2 separate regions of the Homo sapiens genome follow, and region 2 is linked to region 1. A link is an interaction called in ENCODE POLR2A ChIA-PET data of the cell type or tissue named here. Cell type or tissue: Panc1. All regions are shown on one strand.

What was found. ChIA-PET counts read pairs that join two places held together with the same protein. Peaks named below come from ENCODE experiments on the same cell type or tissue, not always from the same donor. Only the 100,000 strongest peaks of a DNase experiment are listed, where the experiment ranks them.
Region 2: POLR2A ChIA-PET joins it to region 1 with 11 read pairs; 2 of 35 experiments call an interaction of 5 or more read pairs at or near these places.

What each region holds. Positions count from the first base shown.
Region 1 is chr19:18,299,886-18,302,385 of GRCh38, forward strand. No RefSeq gene overlaps it. Among named protein-coding and RNA genes, the nearest start is that of MIR3188, 19 kb to the left of the region's middle. RefSeq lists a cis regulatory region at 1,165-1,584. In Panc1, no CTCF peak of the experiment used is centred here; a DNase peak (open chromatin) is centred at 1,380; H3K27ac peaks cover 1,688 bases.
Region 2 is chr19:19,171,935-19,174,434 of GRCh38, forward strand. The region is part of intron 5 of BORCS8-MEF2B (BORCS8-MEF2B readthrough); the gene reads right to left. Among named protein-coding and RNA genes, the nearest start is that of MEF2B, 2.9 kb to the left of the region's middle. RefSeq lists enhancers at 35-254, 196-802, 2,446-2,500. In Panc1, no CTCF peak of the experiment used is centred here; no DNase peak of the experiment used is centred here.

The DNA.
Region 1 (2,500 bases):
GCGTCCCAAAGTATTGGGATTACAGGCTTGAGCTACTGTGCCCGGCCAAGAACCATTTTTAAATCTAATTAATTTTTTTTTTTTTGAGATGAAGTTTTGCTCTTCTTACCCAGGCTGGAGTGCAGTGGCGAGATCTCAGCTCACTGCAACCTCTGCCTCCCGGGTTAAAGCAATTCTCGTGCCTCAGCCTCCTGAGTAGCTGGGATTACAGGTGCCTGCCACCACACCCGGTTAATTTTTTTGTTTGTTTGTTTTGGTTTTTTTGAGACAGAGTCTCACTCTGTTGCCAGGCTGGAGTGCAGTGGTGTGACCTCGGCTCATTGCAACCTCTGCCTCCCGGGTTCAAGCAATTCTTCTGCCTCAGCCTCCCGAGTAGCTGGGACTACAGGTGTGTGCCACCAGGCCTGGCTAATTTTTGTATTTTTAGTAGAGACGGGGTTTCACCATGTTAGCCAGGATGGTCTCCATCTCTTGACTTCATGATCCGCCCGCCTCGGCCTCCCAAAGTGCTGGGATTACAGGTGTGAGCCACCACGCCCGGCCAATTTTTATATTTTTTAGTAGAGACGGGGTTTCACCATGTTTCCCAGGCTGGTGTCAAACTCCTGACTTCAGGTGGTCCACCCACCTCAGCCTCCCAAAGTGCTGGGATTACAGGCATAAGCCACTGCACCTGGCCCATTTTTTTAATTTTTAATTTTTTTTCCCAAGACAGTCTTGCTCTGTCACCCAGGCTGGAGTGCAGTGGCATGATCTCGGCTCACTGCAACCCCCACCTCCCAGGTTAAAGCAATTCTCCTGCCTCAGCCTCCCGAGTAGATGGGATTACTGGCGCTCACCACCATGCCCGCCTAATTTCTGTATTTTTAGTAGAGACTGGGTTTCACCGTGTTAGCCAGGCTGGTCTTGAACTCCTGACCTCGTGATCCGCCCGCCTCAGCCTCCCAAAGTGCTGGGATTACAGGTGTGAGCCACCACCCCCAGCCATTTTTTTAATGTTTAAGGAAAACTGCTGGGCAGTGAAGGTCTCCCCAGACAATGTCACTGAGCCCCGGCCTCCCCAACCTGGTCTGAGATTTCAGGGGGTTTCAGAAGAAGCTGACCTTTGAGAAGGCTCTGGGGCCAGGATGTCTGAGTTACTTGATGCTGGAGGGGTGGGGCAAGGAGGGTCTGGCCCTGGTGGTGCAGAGGAGGGGAGATGAGGGTGGGGAAGACACTTGAGGACGTGAGGAGTATTTTTAGGTGCTGAATGCAGCCCTGAAATATTTCCACGGCCACTCCCGAGAGCGAGCTGGGTGACTATTTCGGTGCCTGGTTCCAGTGGAGGCGGGGCAGGGGTGAGTCACTCACTGCCCAGTGGCCGCAGAGGCCAGGCCCAGGCTGGGAGGCGGCTCGAAGGGCAGGATCGCAGGCCTGCAAGGTGAACGGTCACTGGCCTGGGGCCAGGCTTCCTAAGCCAGCCTCCAGGGCACAGAGGACAGCGGCCTTTCTATTCCCCATGGCACTGGCCAATCCAGAGGGGCCACTGCCTGGGTGCCCTGGGACAATGAGCTGCTCACGCCAACCCCATAGTTGTAAAGATGGAGGGTCCCCCGTGAGGTTCTGGACACCCCACAGGTGCTAGGCGAGATGCCATCTTAGATTATTTCAAGCATTTATTGAGCACTTGCTGTATACCAGGCCAGTCCTAAAATGATTACTGGCATCCTCCCTTCATGCAATCTGCCCAATAACCCCCATGAGGTAGAGCTGCTGTTATCCCCCCGACCAGGGAGGAAACTGAGGCACGGTAGGGTTAAGCCCTCCAGGCACCTAACTATGTGCCTCAAATCCTGTCCCTCAGCTGATGTTACAATCAGGGGAGTGAGTTTTAAAGCAGCAGCCGATCTTGCTTACCCCCCACACCCTATTCCCAACCAATTTTGGGGTCCTGACTGTGCCTGAGCTGGGAGAAGGTCAATGGATCCTTCAGGTTTAAGGAGGCAGTGGAAAGAGGAGGTCACCATTGCTGTGTGACCTGGGGCAGGTTCCTCACCCTCTCTGTGCCTGAGCAGTGAATGACGATGCCACCCTATGGGTGAGTTCCGGAGCTGCCTGGCACACATTCATGATAGATAAACAATGGTTGGCTGAGCATACTGGCTCAGGCCTGTAATCCCAGCACTTTGGGAGGCTAAGGTGGGAGGATCGTTTGAGCCTAGGAGTTTGAGACCAGCCTGGACAACATGGTGAGACCCCTATCTGTAAAAAAAATAAAAAACAATTATCGGCTGTTGCTTGGATTGTGTGCCTGTCCTGAGCCTTCATTTCTCCATCTGTGAGGACCCTCGGAGGTGCTGGGTTGGAAGTGGCTTTGGAAACCCACGGGGCTGAGCGGCAAGGCTGAGTGGGAGCTCGGGGAATCCTCGCCCTCACTCGAAGTCTCCTTGAGAAGAGGCTGATGCTTGGCCGGGCGAGATGGCTTACGCCTGTAATCCCAGCACTTTGGGAGGCCGAGGCG
Region 2 (2,500 bases), 870 kb after region 1:
CCACACCTCAGTTTACCCGTCTGTGACATGGGCAGTGTGGGCCTCTAGTCTGAGCACAACTTTCTCTTTGGACATGAAAACTATAGAGTTCATACTGTGTCATCAGTGGGTCCCTCCTGTCCCCATCCAGTGCCCAGTGCCATACACTGGGGTGCCCCAAGGACATGCCAGGGCCTGGGCCAGGCTGGGGGCTTCTGCCTCCACTCCATGGTGCAGAACAAGGCTTGGGGAGTGTGGAGGTGGCTGGGGAGCCCTGGGCCCCCGGAGGGCTGCTCTGTTTACCGGAGGCCACCCGCCCACCTCTGATGCAACAGGCAGGCTCTGGTTACGTGAGGCCGGCAGCTGGGCCAGCTCTGGGGGAAGGGCTAGCCCAGCAGAGCGAAGCTGGCTGGGGCTGGCCCTTATGCACCCCAACTCCCCAGCCCCCTCCTTCTGGTGGGCACCATCTTGTTATTCATGGTCTGTCCCGTGTCCTTTTGCCTCTGTTCCTATCCTATACCTTCCCCAACCACTAATTGTGTCCCCTAGCAGGGCCACCAAGAGTCTTAACCTCATTCTTCTCAGATGAAGGGACACCCTTAGTTGCTAGAGTAAGAGGTTGGAAGGTAGAAGGGAAGGTTGTGAGGAGGAAGGGATAGAAGGGTCCAGAGTGGGTGGTGAGGGAGAAGAGTGACCTGGGAAGCAGGTCTGGGAGATGGGGGAGGTGGTGGGTGGGGGATGGAGGAGAAGGCTAGGGTGGGAGGCTGGGGGAGGTGGAGAAGCTGCCCCCGCTGTCTCCCTCCTCCAGATTCTCTCCCCTCTCCCAGGAGAAGGCTTTGAAGGACCTTCCATGATAAGGATGTGTGACCCAGTAGGTAGGGAGGGCCCTGAGGTTAAAGAACCCTGAGTCCCCATCCCAGCTGTGCCGCCCACTCACTGTGTGACCTCAGGATGGTCACTGCACCCCTTGGGGCCTCTTTGCTCATATGAGAAGTGTGGATAGGCTGGGCGCGGTGGCTCACGCCTGTAATCCCAGCACTTTGGGAGGCCGAGGTGGGTGGATCCCGAGGTCAGGAGATCGAGACCATCCTCACTAACACGGTGAAACCCCGTCTCTACTGAAAATACAAAAAATTAGCCAGGCGTGGTGGCAGGCGCCTGTAGTCCCAGCTACTCGGGAGGCTGAGGCAGGAGAATGGCGTGAACCTGGGAGGCGGAGCTTGCAGTGAGCCAAGATCGTGCCACTGCACTCCAACCTGGGCGACAGAGCGAGACTCTGTCTCGAAAAAAAAAAGAAAAAAAAAAAAGCCAGGCATGGTGGCACACACCTGTAATCCCAGCTACTCAGGAGGCTGAGGCAGGAGAATTGCTTGAACCCGGGAGGTGGAGGTTGCAGTGAGCCAAGATCACGCCACTGTACTCCAGCCTGGGTGACAAGAGCAAGACTCTGTCTCAAAAAAGAAAAAAAAAAAAAAAAAAAGAAGAAGTGGGGATAATAGGAGCCCTTAAGGCCCACCTCCAATGTTCCCTCCTCCAAAAGCCTTCCTATCCTCTTACCACTTAGGATCCTTCCACCTCCCCACCCTTCCTTCCAGCTTAGCACTGATCCAGGGGGCGGGGTAGAGTATGTGGCTGGTTCTGTGTCCCCCAGCCTGGGGGTTCCTTGGGCCCGGGCCCAGTGCATGGTGGCACCAAAGGGGTGTCTCCACGGGTTTCTTTCTTTTCATTTTTTAGAGACAGAGTTGCTCTGTTGCCCAGGCTGGAGTGCAGTGGTACAATCATGGCTCACTGCAGCCTTGAACTCCTGGGCTCAAGTGATCCTCTCGCTTCCATCTACCAAGTAGCTGGGACTATAGGAATGCACTACCACACCTGGCTAATTTTTAAATTTTTTTTTGAGGTGCACTGGGTGTCTCGCTTGTTGCCCAGGCTGGTCTCGAACTCCTGGGCTTAAGCGATCCTCCTGCCTTGGCCTCCAAAAGAGCTAGGATTATGGATATGAGCCATTGCGCACAGCCTCCATGGGTTTCTTGAAGAACTGGAGAATCTCAAAGAAGGTCTAAGCAGTGAAAGGGAGTGGGGGATAAGCCTGGGGCACCCAGAAGCCTTGTTCAGGGATACTGTAGGGAAAAGAAAAAAAAAAAAAAAGGCTTTCCAGGGGCCTGAGTGTGCAGGACTCTCCGGGAACCCAGAGGAGTAGGTCTGAAATAAAAACCAGGACTCACACCAATGGCTAAGGACAAAAACCCAGCGGAAGTCTGATTCTTGTCCTGACCACTGTGGACGGAGCAGGGGGCAGGTCGCTGCCCTGTATGGGTCTCCTTTTACCCCATCTGCAGATCAGGGTTGGGATCCTTTCTGGGTGATCTCCAGCCTCGTGAGCACTATGCTTCTGTTTGGATGCCCCATGGCACGGAGAGCTCACTGTCTCTCTTCTAGCTGCCTATCTCTGGAGTTCTGCCGGGAGTTAAATTTTTTTTTTTTTTTTTTTTGAGACGGAGTCTGGCTCTGTCGCCAGGCT